2 separate regions of the Homo sapiens genome follow, and region 1 is linked to region 2. The links are chromatin loops, found by intact Hi-C in ENCODE. Cell type or tissue: adrenal gland. All regions are shown on one strand. Links, peaks and the distances in the headings refer to the core of each region. The heading gives the core; the rest is flanking DNA. Region 1 overlaps MEGF6 (multiple EGF like domains 6). Region 2 overlaps MEGF6 (multiple EGF like domains 6).

Region 1 (12,153 bases), core at 2,557-10,556, 110 kb before region 2:
GAGGGCTCAGAGATGGTCAGTGACTCCAGGCTGCACAGCAGGCCCCAGGCCTGGGGTGTCTGTTGAAAACCCAAGCTCACAGCTCTGCCCTCTCTGTGTCATCTCCATCCTGAGATGGTGACAGAGTCCCTTCACAGTGGCTGCCCTCAGCACAGGGGCCATCACAGAGTCAGGGGCTGGACCCTGTAGCCCAGAAGCTCAGGGATCATTGGCCTATTCCCCCCGGCTTCCGTTTTTTTATGGCAAGGAGTTCAAGGTCACCTGTGCCCAGGGCTCGCCGTGGGTAAGTGCGTTGCAAGGCACAGGGACGGCAAAAGCGTTCAATGCCTGTAGCAGTTCCTATGGCCCACTTTCCAGGTACAAGTGACACTTTTTCCGGAATAAACAGTCCCAGTATCTGCAGTAACACTAGCTCACACCTCCTGAGGGCTGTCGGGAGCCCTTTTCTGTGCAGGCTCATCTAACCCTCATGCAAACCTGGCAAGGTCACTGCTGTGAGTCCTCATTTTACAGGTGAGGAAACTGAGGCAGAGGTTCAGTAACCTGCGCGTCTTAAAGATGGGGCGTGGGGAGCTGAGATTCAAACCCAGGCTGCTTGGCGGTGAGACCTTGCTTCAAACCGCTAGGCCTGGGGTTACAAGCTTGAGTGTGCTCCAGCATCCCCTGGTGGGCTTGGGCAAACACACGCAATCCTTCCCACCCCGAGGAATGCTGGGCCCCACCCCCAGAGTCCTGGATTCAGTGGTCCAGGGTGGGGCCCAGGAGTGTGCATTTCTGCAGGTTCCCAGGAGAGGCTGCTGGTCCTGGCCGGGGGACCCCACTTTGAGAACCACTGCATGACGCTTTGCAGCCCTAGAGCCCGATGGTTGGTGGGGTGGGTGCGTTCATCACGAGTTCTGCCCTCCAAGATGTGCTAGTTCTTTAAAACACCTGTCTCTGATCCCAAATTTGACACTGTTACATGAAAGTGTGAATTTTTGAAGTTTCAGGGGGACAGAGTATCTGTCAGTAGGAGGAGGACAGGGTGGCACTGTCCCGGGAGGGGTTGGGGAGGGATCTTCATGAAGGGGCGCAGGAAGCACGGGGGTGCCACCGTGGAGCCAAGGCCATCCCTTGGGTGGGGGCCGGGTCCTGGAACCTGGAGAGAGTGGGCACGGCCTCCGCCCCTGACAGGAGGGCCACACCCCAGTGCCTCTTCCACATCTCTTCCTGGTCCTCCCATTGACTAAACCCACCTGGCAGCCAGAAGGCAAAGTGTGTAAGTGAGTGTGTGTGCCTGTGTGTGTATCTGTGAGTGTGTGTGAATGGGAGTTTGAGAGTGCATATGTGTGTGCGAGTGTGTGTGAGTTTGTGAGCTTGCATGCGTGAGAGTACAGAAGTGTGCGTGTGCATGAGTATGTATGTGATTGTGTGTGTGTCATTGTATGAGTGTATGTGTGTGTATGTGAGTGTATGAGTGTATGAGAATATGTGTGATTGTGTGTGAGTGTGAATGTGTATGTGTGTGATTGTGTGTGTATGTGTGTAATTGTGTATATGTGTGTATAGGTAAGCATATGTGTGTATGAGGGTGTGTGATTTTGAGTGTGAAAGTGATTGTGAGTTGTGTGTATGTAATTGTGGGTATGGTAGTGAGTGTGATTGAGTGTGTGTGAACGTGCGTGAGTGTATGAGCATGTTGAGTGTGTAAGCATGCATATGAATGTGAATGTGTGTGATTGCGTTTGTGTGATTGTGTGGGTGTGAGAGTATGTGTGAGTGCCTTCTGTTAGTGTGATTGTGTTCGAGTCCATGTAAAGTGTGTGTGACTGTGTGTGTGGGTGTGTGTGACTGAGTATGAGTAAGGGTGTATGTGACTGTGAGTGTGTGACTGTGTGTGGGTGTGTGTATGAGTGGTTGTGAATGTGTGTGATTGAGTGTGAGTTTGTGTGTGACTGAGAGTGTGAGTGTGAGGGTGTGTGTTTGTGTGTGTGCAGGTGCTGGGAGGATGTGATCCACAGAGGTCAGCCTTGGGTCACAGCAGGGTGGGGTGGGGCAGTGGCCCTGGGGGCTGTGAGACCATCCCCCATGGGTGCTGTAGTCTGGGGGTCAGGAATGAGGTCAGGACCCAGCCCCAGGGAGGCTGAGGAGGGCTCTCCCTGGAGACGTGACCCTCTGTCCCTGATCCAACCTCTGGTCCTGCCCCCTCCCCTATTCTCACTCTGGGATCCGTGGCCCTTAGGACACAGAGGCCCAACAGTGCTGGGGGAAGGTGGGAGAGACCTGGCCCTTAGTCATCACCATTAGCTGGTGATCTTGAGCAGATCAGGGGGTCACTGTCACTTCCTCCCTGGGAGGGGAGAGATTCGATGATGTAATGTCAGGAAAGGACCTGGTGCTGGGCACGGAGGAGGCACTCCTGAACGAGTCACCTCTTCCCCAGCTCCCAGGTAGAAATAGTCGGGGATTTTGGAAGTCTCGCTCTCCACCCAGGTGAGAGTTGTCTTCCTGGTGCAGGAAGAGGCAATGGCAGAGCCTTTCCACCTGCCCTGGGTTCGTGCAGCTGATCCCGCCTAGCTGGAGGGTCCCCATTGCTGCGGAGGCTTCTCGGCTGCAGCTGCCGGTCTGTCTGGGAGTTGGTGGGGAACCTGGACCCTGCTTATGGCCAGGAGGAGCTCTGCCCTGCCTCGTGCCCTGCCTTGTGCCCCACCCTGCAGTCACCTGGGCCTGGACTCCAGGAATCAACGCTACCTCGGGTGGGCAAGCCTCAGCCCTGGGATGGGACGTTTGGGAAACTGCGGGAGAGTGTGGGCAGAACCTCTCGGCAGGAGGTCATGGGCAGGACATGTCCAGCAGCAGCCCCAGCCCCTCTCGGACTTGACTGGAGACCTGGAGCTGGACTCTGGTCCCAGCCTTCGTCTGCCCCTTCGTGGGTGGGCAGCTGGAGGCCAGGGTCCCTCCTCTGGGTGCCACAGCAGCCTGGTGGAGCCCCTGCTGTCCCGGCTGGTGAGGCCCTGCCATTTGCCCCTCTCAGTTTTTGCCATCGCTATGTTGGGTCTGTGCTTTCTGGATTTGTTCAGCACAAGGGGGTGGGCTGAAGTCAGAGGGGACACAGGGCTTCCCACACAGCACGAGCCCCAGGAAAGAGGAAAAATAAGTCCTCCATTGCAAGAGCCTCCATCTGGGGGCGGCTGGCCTGGGGCCAGGGTGGCTGGACGGGGCGGGCAGTCTCTGAGTGCTGAGCCAGGGTCCGGCCCACGGGGCGGCGGCTGGTTAGGAGCTCCTGGCAAGGCCTGGGCGGAGGGCGGTACCGAGCCTGGACAATATTCCCGGTGGGGTGGGGACCTCTGATGAGGAGGCTGGGGGAACCCATGCCACCTGCTTGCCCCCAGGAGGTGGGAGGGGCTCTGGTGGGATCTGCCAGGCTTGCTGCACCTGAGGCTGGAGGGGAGACACCGGCCCGCACCAGGTATGCCTGGCCCTGGTTCTGGGGAGCAAGTCCAGAGCTGGGAGAGCAGGACAAGCCTCTTCTTTCCTCTGAGGCCCCCCAGACGTCACCTGACGTAGTGGGACACGAGCACTGGAGCCTTGTCCTCTCCCCCCGAATTTGCCTCTGTGGAGGGAGCCCGCCTCACCCCTCGGTCAGGGCAGGCCAGGGGCGAGCCCCTGCTCTGGGGGTGCTGGCCCGTGTGGCTGTCTTTGGAGGGTCCCTCCCTCTGACCCTTCCCCCCGCAGGGCCTGAGTCCTTTCTCCACCTGCTCCGAGCCCGGTGGGGTCTGGATGGCTGGCTTAAGGTGCCTGTCCCTGGCATGCCCCCTCCCCTGGTTTATGCAGCCTCTGGGCTGGAGAGGCCTTGGAGGGACCTGAAGGAGTTTGGCAGGGATGGGGCTGGGGTTTTCACCTCCTCCTCCAAGAGCAAACACTCACCAGTGTGGGTCATAGGATGCCGGGGAGCCGCTGACTTCACAGGGGATGGGCCCGGGTTCACCCCAGCCATGTGCCCCAGCAACATCAGGCCTGGGGACATCTCTGAAGCGAGGTGGGGAGGGCTGGGGTGGAGAGGACAGAATGGGCCCGCGCTTGGTCCTGGATTCTGGACGAGGTGTGACTGTGCCTTGAGGCCACAGTTCCTGTCTGTTGAGGCAGCGTCGTTGGTGGCTGTGTTGCAAGGTCTTAGGGCACTAGGATCCACGCTGTGGGCCATGCGTGGGGGATGTTGCGGTCATCTTGCCTTTTCCCCTGAGCTCCTGTGCCCTCAAGCCTGGGTCCCACGGCTGGCCTGGGGCACTGGCATGGGCACTGTGCCGTGGAGGCCTGGCCACGGGTCTGGACCTCACTCCAGATGAGCTGACACCCAAGGCTGGGGGTGCAGGAGGGGTGGGTGTTGCCGGCTGGGGGTGGCCGAGGCGCTGACTCTCCGTGTCTCTGTTCCAGGCCCCACGTGTGTGCTGAGCAGGAGCTGACCCTGGTGGGCCGCCGCCAGCCGTGCGTGCAGGCCTTAAGCCACACGGTGCCGGTGTGGAAGGCCGGCTGTGGGTGGCAGGCGTGGTGCGTGGGTCATGAGCGGAGGTAAGTGCAGGGGCCCGTGTTGGGGGAGGGGCTCCATTCACACAAAGGGCGGCACTGACCACCCGGGAGCTGGGCAGCTGAGGCCAGGACCCCGTCCTGGTCTCAGGGCCACACGCAACCCCTGCCTGAAGCCCTCATCTGAGCATGAGGCCTCTCCCACCCTCAGGGTGGGTCTGCCATGGGGCTACTCACATGCTGTAGCCCTCTCCTGTTTAGCCGAGCACCTGAGTCCTTTGTGAGGGGTGTGTGGAGGAGGAGGGGCCCAGCCCGGGAGGATGCTGGCCACGCAGGAAGGGGAGAGTGGTCTCAGCCTGCCAGGGGCCCGGTGGGAGGCTGCTGCTTCTTGGCCCTAGGGCCTTGTTCCCCAACACACGTGAAACTTTTTACTGCGCAAGATTTTATTTCAACACCGAACTTGAGTGCCTGTGCACACCTCTCCCCCTTTTATAGACTCAGGCTCTGCAGAGCCAGCCCTGCCGCAAAGCGGGTTGTGCCGGGAGCTGGCAGCCCCCGTGTCAGGTGGAGAGTTTCCGTGTGTCTGTGGGAGGGAAGGCAGGAACGCATTCTCAGAGAAGATCGTGGCTAGCTTCTCAGCCTGGGATCTGCGGAGGAGCCGAGGCCCTGCTCTGCGCTGCTCCCTTGGGCATGGGGTCCACGCGGGACACCTGCACCTGCTGTACCTGCTCCAGGGGGCTCTGGCAGCTTTCTGGTCAATGTGTGTTTGCTGCGCAATTCAGATGTGTTCAGAGTAGAGGAGAAAAAAACCGTTAAGCAATAATGGTGGTTCTCACTCAGGGGCAGTTCTGTCTTCCTACCCCGGGACAGTGGAGATGTGGAGTCAGGTTTGGTGACAGGTGAGCTGGGCAGGCTGAGGGGGCCAGGGATGCTGCTGAGCATCTCAGCACACAGGACGACCCCCCGAACAGACGACCCGGCCCAGTACCAGGAGGGCTGAGGTTCAGGGATCCTGAGCCCCCAAAACAAGAGATCTCAGGAGGGCTGAGGTTCAGGGACCCTGAGCAAAAAGAAGAAATCTCCTCTCATTGTTTTCCCCAAAATAGCAGCTTGCAGTCTGTCCTGACTGTCACCCATGCGTGGATGCGGGCCTGCCCTGTGGATGTCATGCGTGCATGGATGCAGGTGGATTTCCCTGCGGGAATTTGTTTGCATCAGCCAGGTCTCCCGCCAACAGCTCGTGGTGGAAGAGCTCTGTTTCTAGAAGCAGCCAGAAGCCATCTGAGCCCAGGGCTGGAGAGAGTGCTGGTGGCCGGGCTGAGGAAGTCCCCTCGCTATGGGGGCATGATTTCTCCATTGTGGTCTCTAGGCTAGCCTGAAGGCAGGGTGGGAGCAGCATTGCCGATGTGCCGGGGTCCTCAGCCTCCTGGCAGGGCACTGGGGGCAGCCGTGGACAAAGTCCCCCTGCTTGGAGGGGGGGGCACTGGCAGGGGATCCCCTCCCGGCATTACCCAATGCAGGGTGTCCGGGCCTCTTCACCAACCCTCCCTCCCGAAAGGTGGCCATTCTGCCTCAAGGTCCTGGGCTTGTCATGGGGGAGGGGCCGAGGTCCACCTCCGAGGACCCTGGGCTGTTCTCACCTGGCCCCCGCTCCTGGGGGAACCAGAGGCTTCTTACCACCCTGGTGCCGGGGGGATGGGCGTCCTGTGTGCTCTACTGGAACCAGCCCCAAGTGAGGTGGTGACATGTGGCCTGGGCCCCTGTCCCTTTGGGATGCTTCTGGGGCTGTTCGTGGGCACAGGGTGCTCCCAAATCCCACGTTTCCAATTTGTGTCCCCTCCCAAGCTGCTGGAGGCTGAATCCAGCTGTGCAGCCTCGGGGGAGTCTCCTCAGATGCCAGGTCCAGATATCACTCCACGCGGCAAGACTTTGGGTGGTGCCTGGAGCACCGGCCTGAGGCTTGCTCCCTTCATCCCTCCCAGGAGCCAGCCCTGTTCCCCGCCCTCCAGCTCCCGCCTGTCCTCCTTCAGAGCATTGCTTCTCCTCCTCTGCCATCAGGAGTCCCCGTCCCTAACCCTGAGCCCTTGCCCATTTGCCCTCGAGCCCCCAGTGCTTATGACCAGGTTCCCAACTCACTGTGGAACTGGTGGGGACCCCAGCATCCCAGCTGGGCTCTGGGTGCCATCGTGGAGGTGGGCACAGGCCACTCCTCCTGTGCCCACAGGGACAGCTCTGCCACACAGCAGATACCTGGGTATGTGTGGCTGGGCTCAGCAAGGGCAGCGCTGCTCATTGGCTTGGCCACCATTCAGCCGGGGCACTGAGCATTTGAGGCCCCTGGGTTCTGGGGAGATGCAGGGAAGGCAGCCCGGGCTGGGGAGATGCAGGGAAGGGCTGGGCAGGCTCCTGGCGCTGCAGCCCAGGCCGGGGCAGCTGAGGCGGGACCCCACAGCACTGTGGCACTGAGGGGTGACTCAAGGGTGAGCTGGTGCCATGGGAGGCTCGTGGTTTCATCGCTGGTTCCACCCCTACCAGCCTGGCGACGTCAGCCTCCTTTTTCTCACCCGTGAACTGAGCTGACAGTATTTCCTGGGCCTGGGGTCGTGCCTGTCAGAGCCTAACCCTTTCTGGGCTGCCTGGCACAGCCCAGAAACGGGGCACAGAAACGGGGTGCCCACGCGCAGAACAGCCCCAGCAGGGCAGGGTCAGGGGCTGGCCTGGGCTTCCTCAGGCCCTGGAGTGAGGAGCAAGCATGAGTGCTGGCCGGCAGGGCACCACGCACGCCCCTCAGCCTCTACGCACCTCCATCTGCCACCTCGCCAGCCGGGCCGAGACTGCCGCCAGGCCCTCCACCGTCACACGACTGGGTGACTGGTGACTCGGGCTGTGAGGCCACAGCTAGGCTTGGCGGCAGGCACCCTGCCCAGGCCTGAAGGGTGCCACATGTGGCTCTGAATGTCCAGCTGTGCCTGCAGTGTGCCTGTGCCAGGTTGTTGGGGCCTCATTGTCAGGACAGTGTCCCCGAGGGCTTGGCTTCTGGCCTTCTCTTTCTGTGGTGATTCTTTTCCACTGGTAATTCTCCAGTTGGTTGGAGCAGGATGCAGGGTGGCTGAGAGCCGAGGGCGAGAGGCAGCAGCTGCTCACCCCACAGCCCGAGGGCACCCTGGCTTGCCTGGTGCAGGGTCACCCTCCTGCCCTGGACAGACAAGGAGACACCTCCTCTCCTGAGCTCTGGGGGGGAGGCCAGCAGGCTGGATGAGACCCAGTAGGGTGGGAACCCGCCAAAGCCTCAGTTTCCCCACCTGGCTCACAGCAGCGGTGAGGATTAGATGAGCCCCCTCCCCAGGCTGGCCCCGCAGTGGCTGTGTTGTGGTGTTGTGGTGGCTGCGGTCAGAAGGGCAGCAGGCGTCAGCCCCTCGTCTGGCTTCTGGGCTGTGGAGCCTGCTGCCTGCCTCAGGCAGGGCCGCGGGGTGATGGGTGCTCCAGCCCGGCCCGGCCCAGAGTAGGTGAGGCTGTGAGTACAGCTGAGAGGGCGCCCGGGTATTCAGGGGTCTTGCCTTCAGCCCCCTCAGTGGGTACTTCCCTGACAAACCCGGCCGGGGGCCCTTTGAATAAAGGGGCTCCCGCGCTCTGCAGAGCAAGGTCCCTGAGAAGGAAGGGGTGGGGGAGGGGCTCTGAGGGTGGAGCTGCCGCTCAGGTCCCTCCTGCCAGGCCCACACTCCCTGAGCCGTGGCCTCCACTGTGAGCTGGTGGCTGCAGAAGGCAGAGGAGTGGGCCCCGGGGGGGGGGGGGGGGCTCGTTACCATGACGACCCCCGCCCTGCGTGAACCAGCTCCCCAGCGTTGGAGCCCGTGTGGGCTGGTGCTGGCTGCAGGAGAACGGAGGGCTGGTCTTCACGGGGCTGCAGGGACTGCAAGGGTCATTCCCTTTTGGGGGGATGGAGGGGGTGGTCAGCGGCCCAGGGAAGCAGCACGTAGCCCGGCACTGCTGCAGCCTGGGAGAGGGGATAAATATTTACCACGCACAGGCCCAAACACTCTCAGCTCTGCCAAATATTGTTCGCCGTGGTGGTCGGTTTCTGTCCGGGCAAGTGGTTTCATGTCCTGCCAAGACGGGGTTTGCAAGGCGCTCCCAGAGCGTCTCTGTGCAGTGCGCGTGCATGAGCACGTGCTTCCGGGAAGCGGCCCGCCCGCCGGCCGGCCACTGGCCCCGCTTGTTTGTTGGATCAGGGTCCCCAGGGCCCACCTCCGGCTTCCCATGCAGCAGCCCCGGCAAGCTGGGGGTGTTTTGTTACCCAGAGACGGCAGCCCGGCTGCCTTGGCCACTCCCAGAGGCTCAAGGGCCCTTGATCCCAGGCTGTTGGCTGGGCCCCTGGTCACCGCCCCTGCAGACAGCGGCAGAGATGGGGGAGGGTGGCTGGCTGTGGGGTCTGCAGGCTGCAGGGCAGGCCCGGGGCGGGCGCATCTTCTACTCCTTCGATTTCTCTTTCTATGTCTCTCTGTCTTGCCTCTGTCCCTCTCTGCCTCTGTCTCCATCCTCCCGCTGCTCACATGCACGTGAGCAGTTGTCCTTGCAAACACAAAGGCCTCAGAGCCTTGGGACCCCTGGGCAGGTACCACGCGGTGAGCTGTGCAAGAGTTTCCTGCCACTGCTGCAGTGAGCCCCGACAAACCAGGTGGCTTCAAAACAGCAGGGCTTTATTCTCTCCCAGCTTCAGAGGCCGGAAGTCCGAGATCAAGGTGTGGGCAGGCTGGGCCCCTGCAGGGGCTCTGAGGGGGCGTCTGTCACAGCCCCCAGCTTCTGCTGCCGGCTGTCTGGGAGTGCCTTGGCTTGTGGCCGCCACTTCCGTCTCTGCCTTCCTGTTCACACAGCCATCCCCTGTGCCTGCGTCCAAATTTCCCTCTTCTTATAAGGGCGCCCGTCACTGGATTAGGGTCCCCCATCCACTGTGAATGACCTCATGTTAACTTGACTGCAGGTGAAGCAGAGACCCTATTTCCAAGAAGTAAGGTCACAGCCGGGTGGACCTGAGTTTGTGGGGACATTAGTCACTGCAGAACAAGCAGCGGGAGACAGGGCGTCAGGGTGGGCAGGTGGCACAGGTGGCCGTCTGTCTTGCTAGTAGTCCTTGCTAGAGTGAGGGTGGAGGCTGTTTGGGCAGTGGAGGGGTGAGGACCCAGGCGTCAGGGCGGCTTCCCGAGGAAGGACGGCAGGGTGGGCAGGCGGATCCTGGGGCTCATGTGACCCATGCTCTGGGGAAGCAGGAAAGGAGCTTCCTCGAGAGGCAGCGAACCTTCCAGAAGGCAGAGGAGTAGGCATCCGTGTGGCCAAGGCCTCATTCCCCTGATGACCCCAGCCCTGCGTGAACCAGCTCCCTGGTGGCAGTGGAGCTGTGTGAGCTGCTGGTGGCTGCAGGGCAATGAGTGGGCGGTCCTCACAGGGGCTGCGGGGTCCGCGGGCCGACCAGCCCTCTCCAAGGGTCTTTCACTTTAGGGGGCATGGAGCGGGTGGTTGGCGGCCTGTTGGGGGCAGCTCGAGTTGGAAGAGGCCCAGACAAGGAGGAACTGAGACTTACGAGCCCCGGGATGGGGCTGTGATGGTGGGAGGCTTGCTGGGGCTGTGGGCTGGGGTGCCCCCACCTCCCACCTTCCCTCTGCTCTAGGTTTGTAGCTGTCCCACTCAGGGTGAGTTCCAGAGTGGGAGAGGCAGGCCCCTTGCCAAATGCTCTGCCAAGACTTCCCATGCGTGGGGGCTGGTGATGCCTGTAGGAGCAGGGTGGAGACGGGGGCTGGGCAGGGGATGGCGCGGGGTGCCCTGGGGTGGAGACAGGGTCTGGGCAGGGGATGGCGCAGGGTGCCCTGGGGTGGAGACGGGGGCTGGGCAGGGGATGGCGCAGGGTGCCCTGGGGTGGAGACGGGGGCTGGGCAGGGGATGGCGCGGGGTGCCCTGGGGTGGAGACGGGGGCTGGGCAGGGGATGGCGCGGGGTGCCCTGGGGTGGAGACGGGGGCTGGGCAGGGGATGGCGCGGGGTGCCCTGGGGTGGAGATGGGGGCTTGGCAGGGGATGGCGCAGGGTGCCCTGAGGTGGCCGGGCTTTGTGGACTGCACGGTGCTGGTGGCCTGAGGCAGCGTCTGGACTTGGGGAGGGGGACGTCATGTCCTCTGGGTAGCTGGGGTCTCTCTGGCTGTGGGCACCTTCTCAGGCTGGCCAGATCGGGCTGCCCATTCCCAGCAGGACACTGCCGTCTCCTGGGGGGCCTTACCATTTTCTGCTCAGCCTTAGTGACAGCCGCAGCCCGTCCCATCTGAGCAGGAGCCAGCCTGTGAACCAAGGCTGCCCTGGCCACACTGCCTCCGGGAAGCCCTCCCTGCCTGCCCGCCATGGTGCCTCCTCTCTGACCTGGGCCCACACAGGTCCTCCTGCTGCTCCCCTAACTGCTTCCTCCAGGTCTCCTCTGTCTCCCCAGCTCAGCTTTGTCCTCCTAGGTGTAGGGGGCAGTGGCCATTGCACCTGTGTGTGGGGCTCCTACTGGGGCCGTCTGCTTCACTGATGGACTCAAAATATGGAGTTTGAACTGGCACCTCCCCTGCCTGGCACAGCCCACCCGGTCCCGGGCACCATGGGCCCACTTGGCTCATCCCAGAAGCCATTCTGGCTCCAGGGCTGGGCACTTCCAACTCCCCGAGATGCTCACAGACCTGCCTGGTACTGAGAGCCGAGTGAGCGGTGAGATGTGCGTCCCAACGCCAGCCTGGAGCCAGGACCACCGTCGGGAGGGAGGGGGCCAGGCAGGGGCAGTGAGGTAGCGTGTTCCCGGGTTGCATGCAGCACGAGGCCACTGTCGCTGGCTCCAGCATGGCCCCTGCTGCCTCCATGCTGCCCCCTCGTTCAGAAGAACCTGGCTGGGCATTGGCATCAGCCACCCCACCCAGGAACCTTGGTGCTGCAGCCTGTGCCGCCGGGAACCCGGCTGACGCAGAGTCAGTCTCCCCAGGGGTGCAGTGAGAGCCGAATACAGCCAGTCCCGCGACGGTAAGCACTTCCCTTCTCTCTTTCTTTCTAGAACCGTCTACTACATGGGCTACAGGCAGGTGTATACCACGGAGGCCCGGACCGTGCTCAGGTGCTGCCGAGGGTGGATGCAGCAGCCCGACGAGGAGGGCTGCCTCTCGGGTGAGTGCCGCCTGCGCCTCCCCGCCCTCCCTCCACCTCCACCCCAGAGGACTCAGCAGAGCCATGAATCTGCCCCGGGCCTGGTGGGGATCGCCCTTCCCCAGCAACACGAGAGACTCAGGGAACACTCGCTCAGCAACGCCGTTTGCCAAAGGCTGCAAAAGCGACGTCAGCGAGGCTGGCAGAGCTGCGGAAAGAGAGAGCTGGGGCCGGGTGGGGTCAGTCCACTTTGCTGGCTCTGCCGGAGGACAGGAGCCTGCCATTGGCAGGGTGTCTGAGGGTTTCCTGGGGCCATGCATTGGTGTCTGTGGTTCATGGACTCCTGAGCCTAGTTCGGGGTTTACCTGCCACACCACGCTCACCCCCAGCTCCCTGAGTCCCTCTCCCTGCCCTGTTTCCCTATACCGTGTTCTCCCAAGGCCAATCCGGGCCGGGTGGCGGGCCTCAGCTTCAGTGGGTGTAAGGGAGCCGCTCCTT
Region 2 (12,153 bases), core at 517-8,516:
CGGCAGCCCAGCCACGCTACTTCTCAGGCCTGAAGGATGTGCCTTCACTCCCAAGCGGGAGACAGCTGGTTCACAGTGGGCCGCTGCCTCCGTGAAGCCTTCTGTGAACCCCTTCCTGCAGGCTGGGCAGGCGCTCACCCAGCCCCTTCATGACTGAGCCACCCTCAGTTCCTAGACCAGGCCTGGCACTTGGCAGCCTGAGATGACCAAGGAATGAGAGGATGCGGCTGGTGCCACTCCCTGGCATGTGCCCGCCCAGCAGGCAGAGACTGGCACTGATGGGCCTCAGGAAGCATTTACCGAGTGACTGTCAGCCTGTGGGGACATATCCCCAGAGGGAGCCCAGCCCTCGGCCAGAGCTCCAGGCAGCACCTGCCTTCTGTCTCCAGGCTGCCCCCAGAACCGGTTTGGCGTGGGCTGCGAGCACACCTGCTCCTGCAGAAATGGGGGCCTGTGCCACGCCAGCAACGGCAGCTGCTCCTGTGGCCTGGGCTGGACGGGGCGGCACTGCGAGCTGGGTGAGTGTGCGGGGCCAGCGGGACCCCAGCATCCCCTCAGGGAGGTGCCCTGGGCTGCCATAGGGCTGGGCAAGGCTGGTGCCGAAGGACTGCCCACCCTGCCCTGTCCCCAGCCTGTCCCCCTGGGCGCTACGGAGCCGCCTGCCATCTGGAGTGCTCCTGCCACAACAACAGCACGTGTGAGCCTGCCACGGGCACCTGCCGCTGCGGCCCCGGCTTCTATGGCCAGGCCTGCGAGCACCGTGAGTTGGGGGCCTGTGCAGCTGGGCTGGGGCCCCTTTGAGCCACTGTCCACTCCTCCCGTGTGGGTGATCCAGGCAGCAGTGAAGTGGTGGGGAGGTGGGGAGCCAGCAGCAGTGGGGAGGGACGAGGACGGGCAGGAGGGGGCTTTTCTCGGGCCCCTGGATTGGCGGGTTTTACTCACTCTGGGCAAACTGGACATTTCTGCCACCGTGTGCCCTTGTCTCGTGGTAACCGGCGTCCTTCAGCCTGTCCCCCTGGCTTCCACGGGGCTGGCTGCCAGGGGTTGTGCTGGTGTCAACATGGAGCCCCCTGCGACCCCATCAGTGGCCGATGCCTCTGCCCTGCCGGCTTCCACGGCCACTTCTGTGAGAGGGGTGAGTGCTTGGTGCCTCCCTGAACCCCCGCTCCCTGGCCCCGTCCCGTCTGGGTGCAGGACAGGAGGGGGACACTGAGCCCACTGCCCCCACCAGGGTGTGAGCCAGGTTCATTTGGAGAGGGCTGCCACCAGCGCTGTGACTGTGACGGGGGGGCACCCTGTGACCCTGTCACCGGTCTCTGCCTTTGCCCACCAGGGCGCTCAGGAGCCACCTGTAACCTGGGTGAGTCTGGGGTCCTGCCCAGGAAGGGCGTGGGTGTGGGTCTCCATCAGTGACCAATATTGATTGGTTGGGCCCTACCTGTGCCAGTCCTGGGCTGGCCACCAACCCCTCTTGTTGCCTCTGCACCTGGACTGTGCCCCCTGGGGGGGCTGGAGTCAGCTGCTGGGACATGCGGTACCAAGCATGGCCCTCCTGCTGGAGCCTTAGGCCAGGCCCTGCCGTGTGGCCCCCACAACGTCCCAGGAAGGCCATGGTCATGGGAGGGGGCTCTGGTTGGGTGGAAAGACTTCCCTGATCTGCCAGCTGTGGACTGGGGGACATCAAGGGGGCTGTGGCCCCTCCAGCCCAGAGGGCCCCACCTGAGGATAGGAGGGTCTCACCTGAGGATAGGAGGGACCCACCTGAGGATAGGAGGGGCTCACCTGAGGATAGCAGGGGCTCACCTGAGGATAGGAGGGACCCACCTGAGGATAGGAGGGGCTCACCTGAGGATAAGAGGGGCTCACCTGAGGATAGGAGGGGCTCACCTGAGGATAGGAGGGACCCACCTGAGGATAGGAGGGGCTCACCTGAGGATAGCAGGGGCTCACCTGAGGATAGGAGGGACCCACCTGAGGATAGGAGGGGCTCACCTGCTGGGGCTGCTTACCTGGCCTTGTGGCTCTCAGGCCTGTTGTGCCCTGAGGGGGCATCCCTGAACACTGGCTCCTGTTTGCCCTCCTGGGGCGGGGCAGGAACTCGGTGGTGACTCTGGACGTGTGCCTGGGGCCTGGGCTTTCTCATGCAGGAGCTCACTGGCTGCAGAATGTAGCTGAGGAAGGCAGGGCAGGGACTGTTTACTCCTCAGGGGAAACCGAGGCCCAAGGTCTTAGCTCCCGCACACACCCAGGCAGAAGGCTTCACTCCACCTGGGCTCTGCCGCGGGCCCCTAGGCCCAGGCTCCTTGGCGCGGGGAAGGCAAGGATGATGCTCAGGTTTGTCTCCCGCCCCCTCCGCCTTGCAGATTGCAGAAGGGGCCAGTTTGGGCCCAGCTGCACCCTGCACTGTGACTGCGGGGGTGGGGCTGACTGCGACCCTGTCAGTGGGCAGTGTCACTGTGTGGATGGCTACATGGGGCCCACGTGCCGGGAAGGTGAGCTGGGCTTCCTGGGGAAGGGCGGGAAGGCACCATCCCCCAATCAGCCTCAGCTCCACCCTGGCAGAGGATCCCTCTCTCACCCACTGCGGAGTTGGCCGGGTCACCCTATGGCTATTCAGACATAGCGAATGTCATCTGTCCCCACCCGGTACCCAGAGTGTCACTTGGCTTCTGATGGGTGGAGTGTGAGCTTCACAGTCACTTAACCAGGGGACAGGGGTGGGCCATGCTGCCAGCTGGAAACAGCCCATCTTTCCCAGCCCCAACAGCTGCAAGGGTGGGCTGCAAACTGCACCGGGGGCCTGAAGAGGGTCATGACCCCATGGCTGGGCTGGACCATCCACAGTGTGGATGGACGCTGGCCATCCCTGCCCCTCCTGCCCCCCATACACGTGCACCAGGGTGTGAGGGTGTGTCTGTGCACGCACGTGCAACAGTGCGTACAGCAGGGTGTGTGTGCATGTGTGCCAGTACATGTGTGTGGCACCCAGTGTGTGCCAGTCCACGCACGCAGTCCTGCACGGGCAGCAGGCACCTGTGCGTGCCAGTCCACGCACGCAGTCCTGCACAGGCAGCAGGCACCTGTGCGTGCCAGTGCCTGTGTGTTACGTGTGCATCAGTGTGTGAATGTAGCCAGTGCGTCTGCGCAATAGTGCATGCATGTGCGGCAGGGGGCACAGGCGTGTGTGCCGGGCATGTGTGAGCGTGCTCCAGCACCTGTGTGAGGGTGGCTCCTTAGCACCACCTTCAGGACCCTGAGGCTGTCCTGGAATGTGCTCTCTGCCTGCAGGCAGTGCTTTTGGGATGCCCCCACCCCTCTGGCCAGCCCAGACTTTGCTGCCCGCACCCCCCCCCCCACCCCCGCACCGTGTACCCCCCAGCGGTGTTGGGAAAGGTTGTCTCTGCAGAGGGAAGTGGGAGGCAGGCTTGGGGCCTGTGCGGGGCAAGACATGTGGGCGGGGCAAAGGCCGGGCGCCAGGCTGCAGGCTCTGCTTTTTGGCTAACTGGGGATTTCACACTTGGGGTCCTCCGCTTGGAGGCCCCCAAATAGTCTTGACTTTGTGTATGTGTGCATCTGTTTGTGCCTTTCTAAGGCAGTCCTGGCTGCAGATTGTTCAGAGCCTTAAGACAGGGGAGCCCCCATCTCGGTGGAGCGGGGCGGGGCGAGGAGAGGAGGGGCGGGGCAGCAGCCTGTGCGCTGGTGCAGGGACAAAAGGCTGCCCGGCAGCGGCATCTAGTGGTCATCTGTGGTACTGCACCGCCGGCTGCCGGCACCTGCGCTGGGTGCCGGGTGCCGGGGGCAGTGCCTTGACATTGAGCTGGAGGCCTCAGGAGCCTGGGGCCCCATGGGCAGTGTGTTGCTGGGCGTGGGGAGTCCTGGGTCCTGCGCCCTCCCCTGGAGTGGACTTGGCTTGGCGTTCGGTAAAGCCCCTGATGTCGCGGGTAGTAGAGGCTTGGAGGGGCTGAGAGCTTTCCTATGGGGAGAGGGAGAGCCCCCCCCCCCAGCTCCCGCCCCCGTTCCTTCCCCGAGTGCAAAGGACTGAGAAGGGAAGGAGACTGTGCGGGGGAAGTGGAGGTCCCTGAAGGCCTGGATGGGGTCACGCCTTGCTGCCATTACTGTGGCTCACTCAAGGCTGGGGGTACTAACATGGCCTGCTCTCTCTCCCCTCCAGGTGGGCCCCTCCGGCTCCCCGAGAACCCGTCCTTAGCCCAGGGCTCAGGTAAGGGGTGTGGGGAATGCCCGTGGGCTTGCCAGGAGGGTGGGTTATGGCAAAGTCAACGAAGAGTGCTTAAGTATAATCTGGGCCCCACAGGGCAGCAGCTGCACCCGGGGCCTTGGGCCCCAGGAATCTGGAGCTCAGAGACCAAGGCTGGGGCCAGAGCTGGGAAGGACAGGCTGGGAAGGATGGGTGGGCCCCACCCACCTGCTGGGCTGAGCTGCTGAAGGGAGGGGTGGGAGGGAGAGGTGCCAACCCAGAACCCAGTCTGTTCTGGGAGCACCCGCCCCACCCTGGACTGGCCCTCTTTTCTCCTTTTCCCCAGCGGGCACACTGCCCGCCTCCAGCAGACCCACATCCCGGAGCGGTGGACCAGCGAGGCACTAGTAGAGGCAGTCCCGTGGAGCCCGCCTCTCCAGTCCCAGCCAGAGGGGACCCTGGCCTTTGGTGACCACTGAGAAGGACACTTCACGGGCCCAGAGCTCCTGGTACTGCCCTTCCTTTGAGGGCCGTGGAGGGCTGTGGACAGCCCAGCAACCTGTCGCTCTTGGAGGCTGGTGTGGCCTTGAGGAGGGAAGCCTCGCATGGCCGCTGGAAGAGAGGCGCCTCCTGGCCTGGCTCTGCAGAACCCAGGGGCACGCTCTGGGCCTGGGCTGAGGAAGTCCCGCTCTCCCCGCGGCTCTGAGTTGGACTGAGGACAGGTGTGGGCGCCAGTGTGGGTGCAGGCGCAGGTGCAGGCACAGGGCCACTGTCCTCCAGGCAGGCTTTTTGGTGCTAGGCCCTGGGACTGGAAGTCGCCCAGCCCGTATTTATGTAAAGGTATTTATGGGCCACTGCACATGCCCGCTGCAGCCCTGGGATCAGCTGGAAGCTGCCTGTCATCTCCTGCCCAATCCCCAGAAACCCTGATTCAGGTCTGCAGGCTCCTGCGGGCTCACCAGGCTGCTGGCTCCGGTACCATGTAAACCTAGGAAGGTAAAGGAGCAGGCAACCTCCTCGTGGCCTGTGTGTTTGCTGTGTTACGTGGACTCTGTGTGGGCTCCTCCCTGGGGCCCGGCCAGCATAACGGTGCACCCAGGGACCTCCCAGTGCACCCGGGGCCCTTTGCAGGGGTGGGGGTGCCACACAAGTGAAGAAGTTGGGACTCATCTCAGTTCCCAGTGCTATTGAGGAGAACGCTGGGGCTGCATTCATTACCGCTGAGACCCAGAGACTGGCTGTTCCCAGAGAATGGCCCAGGGGGAGGAGGGCTGGTGTGGAGGGGCAACCTGGACTGAGGCCGAACTCCCTTGGGCTCACCCCACCCACCCCTACCTGAGCATCAGCAGTGGGGGGAGGGCAGCATCGCAGGGGCAGGGACTCCCTGGGTGAGGACAGACCAGCCCTCCCGAGCACCTGGCACTCATGGGCTGAGGCTGACTTCTCCTGGAAGAAGGGCCCAGAGTGGAAGGAAGAGGCAGAGGGTAGAGGTGGTGGCTGGGGGCTCCTCTGCAGAGTGGGGTGGCCAATGGAGAGGGCTGCACTCACACCGCAACATAGGACTCTCTCTCCCTTAAGAAGGCCCCCTTAGGGTCTGGGCTGCCGCCCCCATCACCCTAAAACCAGCCAAGGTAGCTGAGGCCCCAGGGCAGACAATTTCACCAGCAGGAGGAGGAGGAGTCCAGTGAGCTTGGTTGCTCACAGACAGCAAGGGAGCTGTCACAGAGGAAGCTGATGAATGGACCGCTGTGGGGAGACTTTAAAGTAGAACAGTGATAAGGGAGGGCAGGATGGTGGGGATGCAGAAGCAGCAGCCAGAGAGAGACGGACTGGGGTGCAGACGGAGTGTGGAAAACGCATACCTTGAAATGAAGCATCCAGCAGATGGGGTGAGTGGATACAGCTCAGGAGATTCTCCCAGGAATAGCAGGGAGGCGTAAAGAGAGACAACGTACAGAGATAGATGAATGGAAATGGGTAAGGGAGGTGTTCATTCACATCCATCTAACTGCAAAATACAAAAGTAAGAAGTCATTGACATGAAGCAACGACGACCAAGACGTTCTCAGATCTAAAGGTGAATGATCTCAGTCAGCCTGGAAATGCACAAGGTGGAAAAATAACATAAAAAAGCCATAAGACCTTGAAGAACATCAATGTCAAAGATAAATTCTAAAGTCCCAGAGAAAAAAGAATGGGAATCAAATTGACCTCAGACTATACGTGAGAAACACGGAGAGCCAGAAAACTGTGATGTTCCATCCTCAGAGTTTGAAGGAAATATTTGAAGGCTGAATTTTACATCCAGCTAAACTATCAAAGGCATGCAAAGTCCATGTTATTCTTAGGCCTTCAAGGCCTCGGCCATTTTTCTACAGAAAAGCCTGATTTTAAAATGCTCTTAGAGACGTTCTCCAGCCAGAAGAGAAAGAAGCCAGGAGGGTGCTCTGAGATATTCAGTCACCACAGTTCCCAAATGGCCTAGGAATTCAGAGAGTCAGAATATCACCATTACTCCCCAATGGGAACCCCCGACAGTCTCAGCATGGTGTGAGGGTGTGGACGGGGGGCCTGGCAGGTACCAATCACTCATCCCGCTCAGTGAAGACACAGTGTTCAGCTACGGAAGCCATAAGGCAGGCCGAGCTTCTGCCCATCCGGAGGAAATCTCAGCTATCCAACGGCGGTCAGGAGCAGAGGAAAATAAAGCAGAATAACTAGAAAACACGCTCACAGATCCTAATGTTAACGGTTACAAATGACGACGGAAAAACAAACTCCTGACCATATATTATATAGTTTCAAGCAGCAAGAAGGAGGATATTGAACATTCTCAACACACATAATAAACGCTTGAGATGATGATATGCTCATTACCCTGATTTGATCACTAGACATCCCATGTATCAAAACATCACTGTGTATCCGATGAATATCTACAATTATTGTCAATTAAAAACATCATTAAAAACAGACTAGACTGCATTAAAAATATACTAAATAGTATTTTTACTATAAAAGACATGCTTCAAAGGGTAGAAACACAGACATGCAGAGTAAACCAAAGGAGAATTAGGGCAGGCGTTTGAATATTTCAGGGTAAGAAGCATCGTAACAGTCTGTAAATATACATACACATACACGCACCCAACAATGAGGCTCGAACATTCATCCAGCAGTGATGGATAGAGCAGGTAGAAATAGCTGTCATGGGTGATTTGAACGTGCACTTTACAAAAACCAATAGTTTAAGCAAGTAAGACATAGCAATGGTAACCTGAATAAGCTTGCACACACACGGTACATCTGTGTTTATACTTACATGTTTACTGTGTTCACATACACACACCTTTTCAGCTTAACAACATTTATAAAATTACAGGGTACACATGCAGTTTTGTTACATGGACATAGCATATGGTGGAAGAGTCTGGGCTTTAGTGTTACCATTACTGAGTAGTGTACATTCTGCCCATGAAGTAATTTCTCATCCCTCCCTGCCACCCTCCCACCCTTCCAGTCTCCAATGTCTGTTATTCCCCTCTCTGTCTGTCTGTACACGTTATTTAGCTCCCACATATAAGGGAGAGCATGCAGTATTTGACTTTGTTTCTGAGTTATTTCACCTAAGATAGTGGTCTTCAGTTCCATCCATGTTGCTGGAACAGTCATGATTTCATTCTTCTTTATGGCTGAGTAGTCGTCCATGGTGTGTGTGCATGCAATACTGCATGTCCGTACTACATGGAATGCAGATATATATATATATATATATATATATATATATATATATATATGATATGTAAAACTCACACATGCGTGCACACACACACACCTCCACACACATCTTTATCCAGTCATCCACTGATGGACACAGGTTAATTCCATATCTTTGCTCGTGTGAACAGTGCTGTGATAAACACATAAGTGTGAGCATCTTTTTGATATAATGAATTCCTTTCATTTGTGCAGGTGCCCTGTGGTGTGATTGCTGGATGGAATGGGAGTTCCATTTTTAGTTCTTTGAGAAAAACCATAACATTTTCCATACAGGCTAAGTGAGTTCACATTCCCACCAACAGTGTATATGCATTCCCTTTTGTCTGCATCCTCAACATGTTATATTTTTGACTTTTTAATAATAGCCATTCTGACGGTGTGAGATGATATCTCATTGTGGTTTTATTTTTATTTTTATTTTTTGAGACAGGGTCTCACTCTGCCACCCGTGTTGGAGTGCAGTGGCGCCATCTCGACTCACTGCAACCTCCGCTTCCAGGGTTCAAGCAATCCTCCCACTTTAGCCTCCCAGGAAGCTAACTACAGGTGCAAGCCACCACGCCCAGCTAATTTTTGTATTTTCTTTTTGTAGAGATGGGATTTTGCCATGTTGCCCAGGCTGGTCTCGAACTCCTGAGCTCATGTGATCTGACTGCCTCAGCTTTCCAAAGTGCTGGGATTACAGGTGCGAACCACTGCACTCGGCCTCGTGGCTTTAATTCACATTTCTCTGATGATAAGTGATACTCACACTTACATTTCTGTGTATAAACTTTACATTCAGCAGGTGCAGAATAATGGAACGCTTAAGAAAACCGAAATTTCCTTCTTTGAAGACTAAGAAGCAAGAAAGCACCTTGCAAGACTGATTTTTTAAACACGAGAGAAAAAAATACACAAGAGTTAACTACAAACACAATAGAGAAGAAGGTATAAAAATTATGAGCAGCTATGTACCAATAACTTGGAAAACACTTAGAAAAATGATAAACTGGGGGAAAAATGCCGAGACTGGTGTAAACGGAGGTTAAAAATGCGAATCAGGCAGTGGCCTAAGAAGAGGCGAAGAGCCGTGGGAGAGCCGCTCCTTCCCTCCGCTCAGCCCCAGGAATCCTGGCACAGCTGTAGCATGCATGGTTACACCAGGTGTATACCATACATTTGTCAACCAGGACTCGTTCCAGAAATTTTTTTTTTTTTTTTTTTTTTTTTTTTTTTTTTTTTGAGACAGAGTCTCGCTCTGTCGCCCAGGCTGGAGTGCAGTGGCTCGATCTTAGCTCACTGCAGGCTCCGCCTCCCGGGTTCATGCCATTCTCCTGCCTCAGCCTCTTGAGTAGCTGGGACTACAGGTGCCCGCCACCACGCCCAGCTAACTTTTTTTTATTTTTAGTAGAGACGGGGTTTCACTGTGTTAGCCAGGATGGTCTCGATCTCTTGACCTCATGATCCGCCCGCCTCGGCCTCCCAAAGTGCTGGGATTACAGGCGTGAGCCACTGCACCTGGCCCAGAAATTTTAAATGGAGGAAAAACAGCTCACCTCATCCCACAAAGGCAGCGGAAACTTGGCTCTAAAACCAAGAGAGGACAGTAACAAGTAAAGTAACTGCAGACTCATTCCATGTAGGCAAAAATCCTAGATCAAATATTAGCTATCCAAATAAGAGTATTTTACCAAGAACACTGGCCTGACCGAATGGACTGGATCGAATGCAAGGACGGTTTCACATCAGAAAATGCGTCGGTGCATTTGGGTGAGAAGAGAAATCAGATGACTGTATTGATGGCAGCAGGAAGAACGTTGGACAGAGTTCAATGCCTGTTTGGGATAGGCATTCTTGGAAACCTGAGAAAGGACCTCTTTTGATAGTGGTTAGGTGCAAGAGTCATGTTCAGGGGAGAAACCGATGAATTCAGGTCTGTGCAAAAGATGCCGCCCAGCGGGGCCTGCCGTGCCCACTGGGGTGACAGTCGTCTGGTCCTGCTATACCTCCTCCCAGCCTTCTGCTCTTCAGAGCCCTGCCGTGACATCCCATGTCTGTGCTAGGCCTTCCCCATCAGAGCACAAACTCGGGAGGCAGGGGCTTCGCTGTATACCTGGACCACCTGGAACCGGACCTGGGTAGAGCGCGGTGAGTGTCGTCACAGGAGTGAATAAAGTCAAATCAGAAGATGCCTGCATCAGCCTCACTGCCCCCCACCGCCCCAGCAGGCAGTATCTTCAGATGAGGAGAAGCAACTGAGGTATAAGGATCTCAGGGGAAGACACACCTGCCGTGGTTCTCAGGGGACAGGATTATCTCCACGGAAAACCCCAAAGGGCTAACAGACATTGCTATAGCTGATGATAAGGATTCAGCAAGGTTGGCAATAAAATCCTATAAAGCATGGAAAATGTACAACATGTATAAAACCTATAACATCGATAGTGCTTCAACACCAACAATAACTGACAAGAAAACTACAAAATAAGACACCGTTCAACATGGCAATAAAACCTGGAAATCTACGGGAATGTATCTGGCGAAAGAATTTCTGGATTCTTTCAATTCTTCTGATACAGTTTATAAAGACCTCAAAAGGCCTGACAAATGACAACTGGAAGGCAAATGTGACATGAAAAAATGTCACTTCCCAGCTATGTCAGATGCATTCCAGTTTGCTGGAAAGGCCCAGCGACAGAGCCCACAGGTGGCATCTGGTGGGCAACCTGCCATGTCTGAAATGGACAAAGGTCTGGGGTCAAGAATGGCAGAGCTGAGCTAGAGAGAGGAGGACCGAGCCGAGCCAGAGGAGGACCGAGCCGAGCCGGAGAAGGGAGGACCGAGCCGAGCCGGAGAGGGGAGGAGATGGGCAGAATTCACGGAGACCCCACAGCCAAGGCCAAGTGTACGGAGAAGGCCCATCTCGCGAAGACCAGAGATCTGCACATCAAAACACCGGTCTACGGCTTACGCCCACCAGCAAAAGTTGGAGGCCAAGGGCTCTGAGTAAATGTGGGGTGAGGACCCCCCATGAACCGCCGGGGTCCCAGGGCCAGCCCTGGAGCCGGCGGCAGTCCGGTCATCGGAGGCCCCGGGGCCCGGCCAGCAGTGCCTCTGCCAGACACCAGGTGGCGTGAGAGGAAGGTGTGCGGCAGGCTGGGGAAGGGGAGTCCCTGCAGAGGACACCGCCAGGGTGGGGCATGTTCTGGAATGTTCCGGAGGGGAAAGATGAGCAGAGCCGCTCAGATAGATCCTAAAACGTGGTTGGGCAACAGCAGGAACTAGGATGAGGTCATGTGAGTGCGCACCCTGTGTACAAATTCCCGGTCACAGGACAGCAGCAGGGGCTCTGTGGGCTGAGGATACACATGGCACACCGGACGGGGTGGCGGGGACACGGGGGTGGGATGGAGGGATGTGCTCACGGTGGGGCTCTGGACCTGCAAGGTGACAGACCCAACTCCGTGCCTGGACAGAGGGACTGGTGGCCTGTCCCATCTCTGGCTGGACGGAGGGACCGGTGGCCTGTCGAGTCTGATGGCTGTCCCGGCCTAGCTGGGGCGGCCACTCCCGCGTGGCTTCTGTGCTCCTGTGAACCACACCCCCCTTGCTCCCCTGGCCGCAGGAAAGGTTAGGTGGTGCCTGTCTGGACCCAGCAGTGTCCACTCTGTGCCCGCCCAGGGCTGGGCACTGAAGTTTGCCAAGATGAACCCCAGCCCTCGGCCTGGGCTATCCTGCCCAGGGTGGCCTTGGGGACAGGGCTTGGGCGCAAGGCCTCAGCAGCAGCCCCCTCCCACTGCCCTGCATCCACACAGCCCCCACAGCACCCCAGGCCAACAATGGCCTGAAGGATGGGCTGGGACACCAAGCACTGTGGGCACCCTGGCAACCTACTCGGGGCACAGGCCTTGTTGGCTAGACGGGTGTCTTTAGAGCCCTGATAGCCCCCTGCAGTGGGAAGAGGGTCTTTGGGCCTCAGTTTCACCCCCTGCAACAGGAGGGTCTGTGCAGCCAGAGAGCTACCCAGGCTATGTGGCTGCACAGGAGGGCTGAGCAAGGTAAGCCCTGTCTGTCTCCTGGGACCCCTCTCCAGCTGAGCCCGTGTGGCAGAGCCCCCGCAGGAGCCCTATTATCTGACTGTGGGCGGGGAAGTGTCCCTGGACCCCAACACTGGAAGTACGGGACAGGCTGAGGTT

The links. A loop is a pair of places that touch in the nucleus more often than their neighbours do. Peaks named below come from ENCODE experiments on the same cell type or tissue, not always from the same donor. Only the 100,000 strongest peaks of a DNase experiment are listed, where the experiment ranks them.
Region 1: a loop joins it to region 2, with 2.6 times the contacts of the local background. A loop is called at or near these places in 89 of 110 quality-filtered maps.

What each region holds. Positions count from the first base shown.
Region 1 is chr1:3,594,861-3,607,013 of GRCh38, reverse strand. MEGF6 (multiple EGF like domains 6) reads left to right here. Exons shown (of 37, transcript NM_001409.4): 2 at 4,414-4,548; 3 at 11,567-11,676. Among named protein-coding and RNA genes, the nearest start is that of MEGF6, 11 kb to the left of the region's middle. RefSeq lists an enhancer at 9,536-10,432. In adrenal gland, for the core only: no CTCF peak of the experiment used is centred there; a DNase peak (open chromatin) is centred at 7,523; H3K27me3 peaks cover 432 bases.
Region 2 is chr1:3,482,978-3,495,130 of GRCh38, reverse strand. It overlaps MEGF6 (multiple EGF like domains 6), which reads left to right. Exons shown (of 37, transcript NM_001409.4): 31 at 390-518; 32 at 632-760; 33 at 1,007-1,135; 34 at 1,232-1,360; 35 at 2,364-2,492; 36 at 4,172-4,219; 37 at 4,542-7,180. The coding sequence ends at 4,603. Among named protein-coding and RNA genes, the nearest start is that of ARHGEF16, 34 kb to the right of the region's middle. RefSeq lists enhancers at 2,461-2,985, 2,986-3,511, 10,366-11,200, 11,201-12,036 and silencers at 3,631-3,760, 3,781-3,830. In adrenal gland, for the core only: a CTCF peak has its summit at 3,749 (motif pointing left); a DNase peak (open chromatin) is centred at 3,730; H3K27me3 peaks cover 804 bases.